2 separate regions of the Mus musculus genome follow, and region 2 is linked to region 1. A link is a loop called in an ENCODE intact Hi-C map of the cell type or tissue named here. Cell type or tissue: heart. All regions are shown on one strand. Each heading gives the region's core, and the rest is flanking DNA. Links, peaks and the distances in the headings are about the cores only. Region 1 overlaps Shroom3 (shroom family member 3). Region 2 overlaps Shroom3 (shroom family member 3).

The links. Peaks named below come from ENCODE experiments on the same cell type or tissue, not always from the same donor. Only the 100,000 strongest peaks of a DNase experiment are listed, where the experiment ranks them.
Region 2: a loop joins it to region 1, with 1.9 times the contacts of the local background. A loop is called at or near these places in 4 of 42 quality-filtered maps.

The regions. Positions count from the first base shown.
Region 1 is chr5:92,742,174-92,750,511 of GRCm38, forward strand. All of the region lies in intron 1 of Shroom3 (shroom family member 3), which reads left to right. Among named protein-coding and RNA genes, the nearest start is that of Mir1961, 42 kb to the right of the region's middle. In heart, for the core only: no CTCF peak of the experiment used is centred there; a DNase peak (open chromatin) is centred at 3,868; H3K27ac peaks cover 3,060 bases.
Region 2 is chr5:92,898,601-92,906,938 of GRCm38, forward strand. All of the region lies in intron 2 of Shroom3 (shroom family member 3), which reads left to right. Among named protein-coding and RNA genes, the nearest start is that of Gm36764, 110 kb to the right of the region's middle. In heart, for the core only: no CTCF peak of the experiment used is centred there; no DNase peak of the experiment used is centred there; H3K4me3 peaks cover 2,866 bases; H3K27ac peaks cover 6,053 bases.

The DNA.
Region 1 (8,338 bases), core at 119-8,118:
GGTTTGGGGGTTGGGAGAGGTGGAGAAGCCTGGAAATAAATAGCTCTAAAGTTGGTGGGACAATGGAGCAAGCCAGATGAGAAGTAAGACTTAGCAAGGGGGAGATCAGGCAGTCGTTAATGGAAAGCAGAGGGTTATAGGAAAATTTTTGGTTTTATCTGAAGAGAGACTTTGGTGTATACCCAGGAGAAGGATTCATCCGAGGGTTGGAATGGTCACCAGGGAGCAGCAGTGATGGGTGAAGCAAGTCCTAGGGCACACAGGACTCCACTAAGTGGGAAGAGCCTCGTCGTCATGGAGATGATGAGGCAGGACCTACACAATAAAAGAGAGAGGGAACCTTGGACATTTTCAGGCCATGGTGAGAGCCAAGGGAGAGACAGGCATCAGCCAGGCAAGGCAAAATCCAGGGAAGTCTGCTTGTGAAGGACAGGAACAGAGACATGAGTTAGCTTTCCAAAAGGATGCCAAAACACAGGCACACCAGAGGGAATTCTCATGCCCAAAAGGGTCATCAATGGCTGGAATGTGCAGAGAGCGGACCATAGCCTTATTGACTCTCTGGACTGGAATCCTAACATAATTAATGAAACAGTACTCCCTGCTCCATACACCTGTGTGGGAGGGTGTTTGGTTTCAGCACCAACCCTTTCAAGAGCAGCTTCTATAACTTCATGGCCAGAACTCCAGGGAAACAGATGTTCATGCCATTCATCGTTCCTGGGCACATGGACAGTTCCTGAGAGCTTGGGTTTGGGTGGGGGGGGCATCTCTTCCCCATACCTCGGTGTGAGACCGGCCCTCCACAGGCTCTGGCTGTGGAATTTAACCTGCATGGAGGCTTCTAGAAACAGTGGTCCAAAGATGGACATACCTGAATTCAGGCAGAAACCGTTTCCTCTGTCACTGGCTTCTTTCCCCACCTCCTAGTTCTGTTTTACAGGTGAGAATGCTATTAATATCTGCTCTGTGTTATTCCCCAGCCTCCCTCCTTCCAGATGAGCCCAGCATCTCAGCCCAGTACACATCTAGCCTGATAGAGTCAGGGGTACAGTAACTGCTAATCCTGGCCCTGGCTGGACAATGATGGAAACCTGGGCACAGCTGACAGGAAATAATTAGTTGGTCCATGTGGAAGGGTCTAAGCCACAGAAGTTTGCAGCATCCAGATTGAGTTTTAGGGCTGACAATGTAGTAAGGTTAGTAAAGTATTTGTGTCACATACATGATGCCTTGGGTTTCTCTCTAGCACCAGATAAACAGAGAACAGTGGCACATGCCTCTAATCCCAGCACTTGGTAAGCAAAGGAGGGGAGATCAGAAATGCAGAGTCATCCTAGCCTATATTCCAAGTTTGAGGCCAGCCTGGAATACATGAGACCTTGTATCAGAAAATAAAATATAATTGAAATGTAAAACTAATTGTGATATAGAATGTTGGGCATGATACTACCAGCGATCTGGTGTGCCTTTTACCTGATGGCTCAATCTTACATAATTATAGAACAATATCAAAGCCAAGGATTTGATGCTGGTATGATGTACACATGTAGTTCCATGTAGCACAGCCAGGACACAAAACTGTTACATATAGTAAATGTCTCCCTTGCACTATAGTTGTACAATCTACCCACCCCTTATCGTCCCCATCCCTAACCCCTGACCACCATGTTGTGTCTTCTATTTCTAATTTTGTCATTTAAAAAATGTTATACAAATATTCCCTTAAATTTCTGAGTAATAAATATTTCATGGTTTGAATGTTCAACAGTTTGTTTGACCATTTAACTTTTGAGGGATATCTTGGCAGTTTACAGCTTGTGCTATTACTATTATTACTACTATTACTATTACAAACTGATGGGAGGCATAAACAGATCATTACGTGTGCATGAATTTCCATCTCTCTGACTTAATTCTCCGGGAGAACATTTGCTGGATCATAGGATAAGTATATGTTTGATTTTCAAAGAAGCTACTAAACTATTTCCAGAGTGACTGATGATCACATTTTAGGTTTCTCCCATATTTGCCAGAATTTGATAAAACTTTTATTTTAATTATTTTAGCAGCTGTGTAATGACACCGCAGTGTGGTTTTAATTTGCATTTCCCTAATGACCAATGATGTTGAATATGTTTTTATGTATTTACGATAAGTCCTTCACATCTTTTGCCTATTTTCTAATGGGATTGTTTTCTTTTTAGGATTTTTATTTTTTATGTATATGGGTGCTTTGTTTGCCTGTGAACCATGTGCATGTCTGGTACCTAAGGAGCCATAAGAGGGTGTCAGATACCTTGTCAGATAACTGGGGTTACCAATGGCTGTGAGCTGTCGTATGATGCTAGGAATCAAACCCAGGTCCTCTAGAAAAGCAGCCAGCTTGTGTGTTCATATGTTTGTTTGTTTGCTTGTGTGTTTTTAGGCAGGGTCTCTATAAATAGCCTTGGCTGCCCTGAAATCCACTCTGTAAACCAGGCTGTCCTGGAACTCACAGAGATCTACCTGCAACTGCCTCCCAAGTGCTGAGATAAAAGGCGTGTGCCACCACGCTGGGTTAAGAGCAACTAGTGCTTTTAACTGAGCACCTCTGATTCTTCTCTTAAAGCAGTTTGCAAATTGTTTTGTCTGAGATAAAGTCTTACCGTGTAGCCCTGGCTGGCCTTGAACTTGCTGTATAGCCCAAGTGGACCTCAAAATCAGCTGCTGCCTTGGTCTCGGGAGTGCGCTGGGGCTATGGGCATGTTCCAGCTCCAAGTTCTTTGTGCAGTATCCTTCAGAGCACTGTCAGTTGTGGATTCCAAGGCCATCATTGCTTCCACATGGACATCAGCCCAATCTTTCATTACTCAGCACAGCCACACCTTCCCCGTAGCACAGTGCAGATGGTTTTTCTGACTCTCTGCTTCCTCAGCCATTTCCTGACCCCCAGAATCAGCCTAGATTTTGTGTCTAAGCTTCTTCTTGACCTCAGGATATGTTGTGGACTGCATGAAAGGTTTAGAAATTAGACATCTTTCCCTGGACCCACATGTATTGTGAAAATATAGAAGCTAGGTAGTTGCTGTGCATTCCCCACCCTCACCCCTGCCTCTAGTGTACCAACCAGTGTGATGTGTCTCTTATCCTGAACAAATGGGAAAGTCGGTGTGGTAGTCTGAATGAAAATGGCATCTATAAGCTCATTTATTATTTGAATACTCAGTCCCAAGTTGGTGGAACTATTTGGGAAGGATTAGGAAGTGTGGCCATATTGGAGGAGGTGTGTCCCTGGGGGTGGGCTTTGAGGTTTCAAAGGCCCATGCCATTTCCCGTTAGCTCCCTCTGCCTCATTTTTATGGCTAGGCATGTAAGCTTTCAGCTACTGTTCCTGTACCATGCCTGCCTGCCTGATGCTGTACTCCTTACATCAAGGCCATGGACTCACGCTCTGGGTGGGGCTGTAAGCCCTCACAAGCTGTTTCTTTTTCAAGTTGTCTTGGTCATGTTGCCTTATCACATATTAAAAAAAAAAAAAGTAACTAATACAGTAGTGGACTCTGGAAACAGGACCCTCTGAAAAATCCTGGTCTCCTTTGAACGTCACCAGTTTGCAGCAGTAGATGGCAAGGAAATATGGAAATGTGGGCGAGCCAGCCACAGGAGGAAGTATTAGGTGTACTACCCACCAGGACAATAGCCTTCACTTGGCAGTCAGTGTTTCTGGAAGGTTATTTTTAACTGCCACATCATAAAGTAAACGTTTGCCCTTGATAAGTGCCCTCCCTGTTCACTGGCTTGTTCTAAACTCTGGTCAGAGAGATTACCGGAAGAGCCCAGGAGTGATAGGAAAGGGGAGTCTGGGTGAGGGCTGCCAGCTGAGATATCCTTGACAGAGCAAACAATCAACCTGCCCTGTGTGCTAGAGCTTGCGTCACCTGGTCATGAGGGGCAGTGGAATTTGTGGAATGGATTGTCCTCTTGTGGTCACCCAATATCCCCGAATAATAGGAGCACACATTCTTAGTTTTATGTAAGAGCTAATAAGGACTGCTCTGCCCAGCTGAGCAGAGGCAGGGATGGCAGCAGATGCCAGCCTACATGCCTTTCTATCCTTGCTTTCTCCTTCCGCTCTCTCTTAACCCCAAGGAAGAAAAAAATGAGGATGGAAAGAGGAGAAAAGACAGACCCACTGTACAGGGGTCATTAGAAGTGTGACACAGCTGTTGGCAGATAAATATGGAGAATGGAAATACAAAAGACTGGGTTTCTCACTTATTAGAATGTCCCTTCCCTCCCTACCCCTCCCTCCATTCTTCCCTCCCGTTCTTATTTTATTCTTACATTCTTATATTCTTATATTCATTATATCCCCAGCTGGCCTCAAACTCCCTGTGTAACTAAGGATGCTATTTTCAATGTCTGACCTTCCAGCCTCTCCCTCCAGGGTGCTGGGATTACATGTGTATGCTACCGTACCTGCTTTATGAGGTGTTGGGCATGGAACCCTAGGTTTTCAGGCATGCTGGCCAAGCAGTCAACCAGCTGAGTTCATCCCGCGTCCAGAACTTTCCTTTTGTTTCACTGTTGAATTTCCTCAGTGACTACCTTCCTACAACAAAGGACTGAGGGATGATGTAACTATTATAAGCTGAGATCATCTGTTTAGATTTAGGAACTGAGAAAATTGCCTTCTCCAAATATAACATTTGAAGGTTGTTGTTGTTTTTTTCCTCCCCTACATATAATTAAAAATCAACTTCAGCTGGGTGAGACAATATAAGACCTTGATAATTCTGCTCTAAACAGTTCAGAAGTGAAAAAGTCAGGGTTGCAAATTTCCAGACATGCTTTGCTTTGTATGGCTTCAAATTTTTTTATTTACTTATTTTCTTATTTAATATATATTGGTGTTTTGGCTGCACATTTGTCTGTGTGATGGTGCTAGAAGCCCTGGTACTGGAGTTACAGACAGGTGTGAGCTGCTGTGTGGATGCTGGGAATTGAACCCGGGTCCTTTGGAAGGGCAATTGGTGTGCTTGACAGCTGGGCCATCTCTCCAGCCCATGTGGTATCAATTTCTATCTGAGGCCGGCTCCAGTGTTTCAGAATTCATCTCCCCAAAGCAGCTCTTTCTTCCTACAACTCCTGAAGAGGGTCCACAGGGCTGTCTACAGGGCCCAGGAGTGGTTGAGCAGACAGGGGGTTGTCAAGGGCTGCTTGGCCCAGGCTTGCCTTTCAGAGTTGATTCCAGCAGCAGGGTGGTGGGATTAATTGCTCTGTGGATTTAAACGCCATGAGTGTTTGCAATGAAGGATTTGAGGACAGACAAGGGGGCAACAACTGAAATGTTATCACTGCATCTTCTAAAAGGTTAGTCCTACCTTCTGAACTGAAGATAAAGTTTGCTTAAGAGAGAATTTAACTCATTCTGAAACGTGAGGCAAAAACATCCGAGTAACGATAAACTAATTTATACCAAAATGTGTGAACCCAGGCAGGAATAAAGTTGCACAATGCCAAGTGTCAGGTGAGCTAAGAAGTCATTTTATTTCCCTGCAATTGAATTAAATTTACTCATAAGCCCTAACTTCTGCTTATTAACAGAAAACTTTGTCTTTTCTGATTGAAGATAAATTCACTTACTTCTTGCTTAAAACTCTATCTTTTATGAGTTCTTAGTCCATTCAGAATATTCCTTTTCTTGCCATTCATGGTTCTGCAGCTTCCCATGTAAGATTGCAACACCAGAGGCTATGAAGTCCCCCTGTGCGGACATGTCTTGTAACATAGCTTTCACTTTGGATTCTGCCCCACGTTCCACCCCCCAGCTAATGCTCACAGTCTCACCCAGCTTTCTGCTCCTAGTCTACAATTTGTCAGAGCATTTCCAACCTTCTGGCATTTTCTTAGCCAAACTCTCGCTCAAATGGACAAGGAGGATGTGGGGAGCCATGAAGAGACCACAGGGGCTCTTCCATCGGATGCGTGGGCATGGGAGAAGCATGAGATGGAATTATCTATCTGGTGCACTCTCCATGAACACGCCTGTGACTATTGTTACTCTAACAGAAACTCATATTGACCTACAGATCTCTGGGGATATTTCCTTACAGAATTTCCAGTGGGGAGCTGAGGCCCGAGTCTTATTCTGAGATTCCCCAAACCAACTGAAGTTTCCGTTGCTTGCATCCCTGGGGTTTTTTACCTGGAAGCAGCTGCCACCCTGACTCTTTACTCTCCTTCATTATTCATTATTCCGTCTCCAGCACCCTGGGGTCTCCTTGTTTTCTCTACTCAAGGGTTCCCTACAGACAAAGTGATATAAGGATATTTAAGGCTACGATGGATATTTAAGCCTAAATTTTGATGGAGACCCTAGGGTATTGAGTGTCTCCTAAGTCAGTTCAAGGCACCAAGCCCACGTGTACTGCAGGTGGCCGGCTTTTCTTTTTCCTAATTTTGTGTGTGTGATTTTGTTTTGTTTTGTTTTGTTTTGTTTTGTTTTGTGAGGCAGTGTTCCTCCTTGTAGCCCTGACTGTCCTGGAACCCACTGTGTAGACCAGTCTGGCCTCAAGGAACTCGTAGAGATTTTCTACCTCTGCCTCCAGGGTGCTGGGATTGAAGGTTTGAGCCACCACATCCAAGTGAAGTTCTCATTTGTAACGGTGAAAAGAAGACATAGGTTTGTAGGTTATCTCATTGCTGGAGTATTTGTATAACATGTTTTTTAAGTTTCTGCCTCAGCCCTTATTAAAATAAAAGTGAGGACGAGAAAGGCCCTGTCTGTAAGTAGTATTGCTTGCAGGACAAACCAGAAGGCATTTGGAAAAAACTCTGGTGGCTTCTGTGGTTTCTTACGTGGTGCAGACTGACACAGGGTAAAGTCTAGCTACACACTTGGAGGCTGTCAAGTCACAGCTCTTATCCATTTCTCTCTTCCTATGTCATCAGCTTCATGAACATCCTGCAAGTTATGGTTGTAGCATTAGGCTACATCGGCTTCTAGAAGGTCAGTGGACAGCACAGCCTGACTTCATCCTTCAGGCTGTATCTCGTCTTCATAGGCTTGTAACCCCAGTTCAGGGCTTTCCTTAGCCAACTCCCACCAAACAGGAGGAAGATGTGTGTGTGTGGCTGCCTTCAGTCTCTGCTGTTGTCTTTTATAGGCAGGCAATGTGCCTGCTGTTCTAGAAGAAGAAGCTACAAACACCAGGTAGAGAGTGTAACTGGAGAAGAGATCCAGGGAGAGAGTTTGTCTCTGGGTAAAGCCTCGTGAGCTTTCCGACTCAAGTTCATGCAGGATTCCATGGAACTGAGTGTGGAGCATCCAGGAGCAGATTGACAAGTGCCCCAGCGTAAAAGTGCCTCCCTGTGCTGTCACATGAACAGTGCTCTGGGGACCTGGCACTGAGCATGTAGTGTTTAGGGGAAGTAGACTCAGACATATAAGAGCAGGAAATTTGCTGAGGCATGTACTTGCTCTCTCATGTTGATATGGACACTGTGACACCGTTTCCTGAGTTGTGACCAATAGCAATAATGTTTGCTTAACTTTGCAATTTCTGATTTCAGTATTCTGAATGTAACATATGTTGGATTTTTTAAAACAATGGCAGTATAGGATTTTCTCTATTATATATAATAGATAGATAGGTAGATAGATAGATAGATAGATAGATAGATAGATAGATAGATAGATAGATTTGGTTTTTAGAAACAAGGTTTTTCTGTGTAGTTCTGGCTGTTCTGGAACTCTCTCTGTACACCAAGCTGTCCTTGAATTCACAGAGATCTACTTGCCTCGAATTCCTGAATGTTGGGATTAAAGGTATATGCCACCACTGCCTGGCTACAGGATTATTATTAAAACATTATCCAAAAAGTGACCCTGAAATAATTTTGGGGGAACATTTGAAAATTCAATCCTAAGATATAATTCAGTAGTCGGATATGGATTTAACAGATTTGTATTTGTAAGACCCAGCTCAATATCTTTTTTTTTTTTTTTTTTGGTTTTTTTTTTGAGACAGGGTTTCTCTGTGTAGCCCTGGCTGTCCTGGAACTCACTTTGTAGACCAGGCTGGCCTCGAACTCAGAAATCCACCTGCCTCTGCCTCCCAAGTGCTGGGATTAAAGGCGTGCGCCACCAACACCCGGCCCCAGCTCAATATCTTGCATCAAAAAAGCAAACAAACTAATACAGCCAGGAGAACGCTTGTGATTCTAGCTACTTGGGAGGGTGAGATGGTTTGGGAGTTCAAAATCAGTCTGGGAAGCATAGAAAGAGATTTTATCTGAGTTCGAGGCCAGCCTGGTCTACAAAGTGAGTTCCAGGACAGCCAGGGCTACACAG
Region 2 (8,338 bases), core at 177-8,176, 160 kb after region 1:
GGAGTCGTCCCTAGAGGGGAGGCCCCAAAGTACTTTGAGGGGCGCGTGTGCCCCTCCCCCACCGGTCCGACTCCAAGGCAGTGATTTCCAGGAGTCTGTTCCGCTGTCAGGTAGCGTGAAAATGAAATTGCAGCTGACATTTGCTTTGCTCTGTGTTGCCAGAAAGACCTAAAACTTCCTCGCCGTAGGGGTAGGGTGTATTCCCCTCTCTAATCCTTTGGCATTATCTCCCAGCCCCCACCCACCCAATCCTCGCGTTGCAGAGGAATTGTATGCACAGACTCATGACACTTTGCTTTCTGCTGTGGGCTATCGTGGTGCATGGGCTTCCAGAGACCCTTTAAAGGCTACTGGAATTAAGTTCCCAAAAGAAAACATCTTCGATATATGGCCAATCTTTTCTCCAAGTAATTTCGCCAGAAGCTGGCCTAGGCTTCATTTAATTTCAGTGATTCTTTTAAATAAGTACGCTTCCCCTATCGCTTTGGTTTCTCTCGAGATCACGTAAATCGTTTCCTCTTTTAAAATTTCTTTTTTTTTTTCTTTTCTGATTTTAAAAGGGTTATGTGATTGTGGTGGGAAAGGATATATAGAAGAGAGAAAAAAATACACATAATAATGTGTATTTGTATCCTAAGACCTGGTTTTTCATAGCTGCCTAATCAATTGAGAACTTAAGAGCTGTAGACATTCCCCCCCCCCATTCCTAATTTGTTTTAGAAAAACAAAAAGTAGGAATTAATGAGGAAATAAATTTACTTAAAATGCTATAACTAACAATAACCAACTCACATGGTTCCCAGGTTGAAATGGAGTTTATTGTGGTAATTTCTCTTGAATCAACTTTCCACATCTGCCCCTGGCAAATGGCTTCTGTTTGTACAGCCTGTTTTGTAAACACACCCCTTTACCATGACGGCAGAATGCCAAACACATATCCCTCTCCAGCACTTGTAGGTAGGCTCATAAAGTTAATATTTTTATTGGTTTCTACATCAGAGCTTCCTTACCAGACCTTTGATAAAACCCTGGAGAAGGTTTCCAAGGGATGCTGTAGAGAATTTACTTCCCTGGAGACTTTAAGAATAGGATAAACATCCAGCTGCCTAGGACGGCTTCAGTGTAGCAGGCTGAATAAGATGGGTCACCTCTCCCAACCTCAGAGCTGAAGGATCCTAAGCAAATTCCCATTTGCAGTGAACTGGGAACAAAGGACAGCGAGATTACTAAAAGAAAAAAAAATACCTGAGCCTAGCTGAGGTGAAGCCCCGTTTTGTGAGAAACACAAACGTGTTTTGCTGAGAATGATTTTAGATTATGTTTTGACTTACCAAGTCTTTTCTGTACTGTACAGAAAATCCACCAGTGGTTTCATTCCGTTTCAGGAAGTTGTAGGTTGAATACAGAGGCAATTCTGTGATTTCAAGTAAAGGAATTGTTTTATGGGTAAGAAAAGATTCCCCTTAAATGTAGGAAGGGTGGGGTGACATTCTGGGTAGTAAACTTCTAAGAAGGAAAACATTCTAAGGAGCCTGAAAAACGTTCTTCTCCTGCTTCAGCCTTCCTTCCTCATGGCTCTTATCCCGGCTCCCATCGCTGCTAATCTGTGCGGGCCTCGGATCCTGGACTCGAGCCCCCTCCTCCCTCAGCTTCCGCAGTGGCTGGGAAGGAGTCTGGATGAACACCACTGTGCTGGCCTTACACTCTTCCTTTTGAACTCACTGTTAGTCTCAATATGAGTTACATCTGGCTACAGTTTTCGAATCACCAGTTCTTAACTGATATGTAAAAGTTGTACACACTTATGGGATGGGGTGGGATACTTTGTGTGATACATATTAAATAATGTTCAAATTGGGTCAGAAATTATCATTCCCCTGTAAGTTAAGGTTTTCAAATACCTCTGTTTCCTTCTCAAAATGTATCTCTGCTTTGTACGCTCACTCAGAGCTCATGCGTGGTACCTTAGGCAGAACCGAGTGGGCACTGGGCACGTAAGGAGGGTTGGAGGACCCCTGGTGGTGCCTCTGCTGTGTTGGTTCCTTCCAGAAGGTAGAATTTCACAGATTGCTCTTCCAGTTGCTTGCCTGCTTGACAGAAGGGTGTAATTCTAACCACAGTGTGACCTCAGCTTCAGAGACACCTTCCTCCCTTTCCTGAGTATCACTTGACCAGGAGCTGTCGCTTTCTTTCCTGGAAGGTCACAGGGGGCCTCATGGTCTAGGGGAGGTTAAGTCTCTGACCAGACAGTGCCTCTTGGATGAGCAGCACGCTCCCCCCCCCTCCCCAGACTTCAGTTTATTGTCGTTTGTTTTCCCCTGCACGCCCCAAGTTATTTTTCTTAGGCTATCATAACACCAAACAAGAAAAAAGAACAACGGCCATTTATTTATCTAGCAAACATTTACCGTGTGGGAGGCATTCTAGAAACTTGGGTTGGGTTCCCTGCCTTCAGGGAACTCACCATATTTGAGAAATAAAACATGTTAATAAGTTACTGCCATCCTATGGGAGTAGAGTTCAGGGGTTAAGAACATAAGTTTGTTGTAAAGTTAAATATATACCAACCTGTCACCCAACATATGCATGCCCAGGTATTTAGACAGGATAGATGAAAAACAAATGTCTATTAAAAAAAAAAGACTTGTTTAGAGTATCCATAGCAACTTTATTCACAAATGTCACAACAAACCGAATTGACATAAACTGGAAATAATCACTCATTCATGAACAAGAAAACAGATAAACAGACTGTGATACACCTGTGTAATGGAATACTACTCAGTCAACAAAAATGAGTTTCCAATACTCAAACCTTGATGAATCTCAGAAGCTTTGGTTTAATTAAAAGGAGTCAGATTAAAAAAAAGGATACATAGCCATTTATTTACATACTGTGCAGTGGATTGGAATCTGGGCATTTCACATCCAGACAGACACTCTACCCGTGAGCTATGTCATTAGTCCTAACCATTCAACTTAGGGACTAACCAGTGACAGCAGAAGTCAGTGCTTGCCCAGGAAAGGGAGTGGAATGGAAAAAGAATTTTTTGTGGTGACAGAGTTTTGTGTTCTATACTCAGTGTCACATAGGCGTTTGCAGTCACTGAACCCTGTTGAACCGAACACAACGTGAGTTAAACTAGGAAAGGAACTCCCATTCTGGGGTGACACAGAGCCAATTCCCCTCTGCTTCTGTCTTTACTTGTGTGCAACGTTACCTTGCGTGCTGGATGGTACCTACCCGTGCATCTCCTTCTCAGGTCGTGGGAGGACTGAGCTAGAGAATGGCTACGTGTTCAGCTTGGTCTGAGCTCAATACCTTGTTCGTCTTTCTGTGTACTGTGGTGAATACAGTGAGTTACTTACAGGTCTTGTTAAAGCCACTTCATTTTCTTAGGTCTGGGAAGGTTTTATGGTAACAACTGCTACCCCCGGCCCCCCCATTCCTTGTCTTTTCATTTTAGTTGAGATCTCTGTATCTGGTAGGAATTTCACCGTAAAAGTCTTTCCTGCCTGATCCAAAGGTCACAGGGCTCCACCCCTAAGCAAGATGCTATCTGGAATTGATACACAGTAGCAAAGAGAAAATTACTTTTGCAGTGTCACTGGTTCAACCACGCTCGAGGGCGCATTTCCCATGGCAGATCAAATCAAACTCCCAAGTTTGTTTGGTCTTTGTCTGTTTTTGGGGGAGGGTGTGGAGGGGGGCTTTTGTTTTGCTTTGTTATTTTTGTCTTACTGGGGTTTTTTTTTTGTTGTTGTTTGTTTGTTTTTGTTTCAAAGGAGAAAAAGAAAATGAGGCTGCATGATTGGGAGTTGGAAGGATCTAGAAGAAGTTGGGGGAGTTGATAAAATACATTGTATGATTTTTTTTTTTCCCTGTGTAGTACTGGCTGTCCTGGAACTAGCTCTATTGACCAGGCTAGCCTCAAACTCAGACATCCACCTGCCTCTGCCTTCCGAGTGCTGAGACTAAAGGTGTGTGTGTGCCACCGATGCCCAACTTGAAAAAAAAATATTTTAATAAAATGGAAAAAAAAAGTTACAGGGACTTGACTTGTCTTTAAAGCTACATCAAAGAGAGGAAGTGTCTGTCTGTTAGGCAAACTCCACTTTTGAGACTGCATTTGTGATAGTATTTCAAGGTGACTTCCTTCTGGACTGAGGCTTAAAAACCTCCTGTGGGAAGCCAGATTAAACATAGACATCTTCCATAATCTTTGTAGAGATGAAGGTGGAAAAAGAAAGTTTTAGGTCTCTGTATTAAATTTGGTACTTTTTTTTTTTTTTTAAAGAGAGAACTAGCCAGGTAGTGGTGGATACACCTTTAATCACAATACTTGGGACGCAGAGGCAGGTGGATCTCTGCGATCAAGGCTAGCCTGGTCAATAGAGTGAGTTCTAGGACAGCCAGGGCTACACAGAGGGGTGGGGGTTGGGGGGGGGAATGACTTATTTAACTTGAATTTCCAGTGAAAAATTTTTGGAAGGAAGGACAATAGTTAACCCAATAAGTTTCCATTATTTCTTTCAATTCAAGTATTTGGGAAAGATGTTATATGCTTTGCCAACTCCAGAGAGGCATTTTGTTGTTGGATTGTTTTAATTCATTTAGTAAACATTTCTCAGACATGACCCAAGAAGTCACCAGTCTCCAGGAATGCAGCAATGAATGGGTGGGCATTGTGTTCCCGGGCTTGTGGATATTCTGACCCGATGTGATCATGAACACTGTTCTGTTGGGGCCCTGTCTCAGAACCCAGAGCATTGTCTTTGGAGAGTCTAGTCTTTCATGGATTGTGTTTTGTTTCCAAAGCCTCCGGCTTAAAGGGAAGACGTAAGATTCTAGTTGTCTTTCATTGGTGTTATTTCCTCAAACACTGGATCTTAGTCTGGTTTTCTTCTATTATTCCTTACTAAAAATAGCAACAAAACAGCCTTACACAAAGGCCACTGAATGTAGAAGGTAGGTCACGGACTCTGACAACAGAAAGACCTGGGTTTGCACCTGAGCCAGGATGCCTCCTGGTAGCACAGGATCCTTCCACCCCCATTTCTGCCCATGTGAAGCAGAGATAATCATACCCAGGGAGAAGCTTTTACAGGGTAAAATGGCAACAGACATGTCAAAGTCACCAGGCCAGCCACCAGGCGGGCGGTCCTTAGCTGCTAACATTGCTGACGCTCACTTGCAGAGGCTCCAACCTCATTTGAAACTGCCACTCTTGGCCACTTTGAGCTTCCTCACACCCTTGTAAGGTGGGCACCGTTACTTCCCTTTAAAAGTGAGGAAACCCAAGGCACAGCTGAGATCAAGTAGCTTATGGAGTGCATGGAGGTGTCAGGGCTGGAGACCAATCAACCCTTTCTCTTCATTAATCAATGGAGTTCAGACGTTGACTATCTTTCCCTTTAAGGCAATACTTTGGAGAATCAGTTATCCTCAGAAGAGAGTGACACCAGTAATAGGTGACCTTTGTGTCACCCTTACGTACTGCATGCAAATGAACGGTGGTGGAGGAGAATGTGTAGTCAGACACATGCATGTGCGTGTGTGTATGTGCGCGCGCACACACAGATACATGCACTGGCACAAGTGGGCACACAGCTCACACACACACTCATGCACACACAAGCATGCATACACATGCGCGCACACACACATGCACACGCATGTGCTCACACACTCATGTACACTTACACACGCACACACACAGCGCTCTCGAGCACACACTGCTGTATGCACACACAGACACACATGCTCGCACACATACACACACACACACACACACACTTTTTTGAGACACTCTTGGTGTATAGTCCAGGCTGGCCTTGAATTCTCCATCCTCCTGTCTCATCCCGTCCAGAGCTGGAACTACAGTTGCGTTCCACCATTCCCGGCTCTGAGTGCGCTGATACTGTCCTCACACCTTGGCAGAGGAGCTCCAAGTAAATTCCAGTAAGCCAGTCCCTCAGCATGAACTGAAACCACAGGGCTTTGACCTAGACCCTGGGGCAGCTGTGGAGGGATCCCTACAGCACAGGCTAAAACAGTTTCCATCCTCCAGGAGAATGGAAGCCAAGGCATGTGTCTCTCGGCATTGCTCTGTAGGAGGAAAAGGTTCAGTAACTTTGTAAATCCAGTAAAACGAAATCCTAGTAGTAGCATGGAACCTGACTATGAAGACCCAGCAGCCAGATGCAGATACAAGTACTGCAGTCAGGGCGGAACTGTGGAGGAAGGCTGCTTACTGGCTTGCTCTCAGCGGCTCGCTCTCGGCTTGCCTTGTTATACATCCCGGCCGGGATCACCTGCCCAGCGGTGGTGCCTCCCACAGTAGGCGCCTCCCACATCCATCATTTATCAACAATATGCCCACAGACATGCCCACAGTCCAACCTGATGGAATCTGATGGAGGCAATTTCCCAGTCGAGGGTCCCTCTTCCCAGGAGATGCCAGCTTGAGTTAAGCTGACAAAAGCCAATCAGCACAGGACACTGTTACTATCTCCCGCACCCCAGCCTTCATCTCGAATGTTAAGCTGGGTACTTGGAATTACAACTGTTTCTCCTTCGTAAGGTAGAGTTCCCTAGACACCTGGAATCTCAGGGCTGCTTCAGCTACCTAAGGGGCATCTATCTGCCCGACACCAGCAGCATGTACAGGGAGCGGGCAGCTCTGACCACAGACAGGAGCTTCCTGGTGAAGGGAGGGCCCTTTGCAAAGTGTGGTCCGTGGCTCTGTATTGGTGGAAACGTCACCGTGTACCTTCTCCGGGGTTCCAAACTGACTGTATTATCTCAGTAGTCGATAGGCATTTTAGGACACTACACACTGAATAGGGGAAAAAAATGTTAAAGAGGGCCCTACAAGATTAGCACCCTCAGGCTGCCCTGCCGCCCTTGAGGCCTTTGGGGCTTGACTGTGGGCAGGCCCTGACTAAGCCTCAGTCTCACAACAGTAGGCTTGGCTGTTGGGAGACCGCAAGACTGAAGTCCCTCTCAGCCTCTTCACTGTCGCCTCCAGTCTTTTCCTCCAACATTCAGGCCTTTGTGTTGGTTCCCATGGTTACCCCTTCCCTACCAGCAGCTGGAATGTGTGGTGAGAGGAGGCTGTCTCCCCTACAGAGCCAGGGCCGGCCAGGGCGGAGGCCAGTGATGCACAGCTGGATTCGTGAAGTGGGGTCACAGCCCAGTACCTCCCCTTTGTCCTGGATTCTGTACTTTTCCCAGGCTTGACACGTCAGGGTTGCAGCAGGAGGAGACCCTCGGGCTGACAGACAGCTAGCTCCCAGGGTATTTCCTGCCCCAGCCTGGCCTGGCTGACTGTCGGTACCCTGTCTTCTAAGGCAACTCCCTCTTGTGTGCTAATGCCTAGTGTGTGGAAGGCCCCGTTTCTGCCCAGCCAGGCTAATGATCATAGGCCTCCCTACCTGCTCTCCTGTGCACTTTTATATCCCAAAACTGACTGTCTGGTTGGTACTGATGGGGCCAGGACCTGGTACCCAAGACAGGTGTTGCTTCCAGCCTGGAAGAAGACCAGGCAGGTCCCAGAAACCCAGGAGAGTGTGGCAACTGGCAGTCACAGATGGGAACAGAACTAGTGCAGTTTGTCCCTGAGCTTTCTTGGAACACTGGAAGCTTCCTCAGTCTCTCGTCACCTGGCACCATTTGTGTCTTCGGGTGGAGGTTAAGTTGCTGGTGGTGAGGGAAGGGAAGAAAGTCAGAAATCACCCACATCAGCTCTGCCAGAGGAGTCCGAAGGCTCTTCTAGAGCAGCGGTTCTCAACCTTCGTAATGCTGCGACCCTTTAATACAGTGGTGGTGACCTGCAATCATATAATTATTTCATTGCTACTTCATAACTGTCATTTTGCTACTGTTATGAGTCATAAGATAAATATCAGGATACAGGATATCTGACATGGGGACCTCTGTGACCTCAGGAGTCATTTGACCCCAAAAGGGGTTGTGACTCCTGGGTTGAGAACTACTGATGTAGCATAAGACAGTGCTTTTTAAGGGAACTTTCTGCCCTATAGGTCCCTAAGGAAGCCTATAGGGCAGTGGCCCAATGGGAAAAGGTAGTTAAGGCATCCTTGGGGGCTTGCTGTAGCTTAGGCTCTGTATTTTACCATCTCTTTGTGATCCTAAATACGTTAAGTACCCCGTGTTTCAGTCGCCTGCAACACTCCCTAGATCATTGCAAAGATTAAATTTGCTAGGTAAAAAGACTTTGTAGAACATACAGCAGCACTCAGGTGCCAGTTGTAATATTTTCAAGTGGTACTTTGAGAATTGCTGGACCAGACCGAGGCCACAGATTCATCTGTC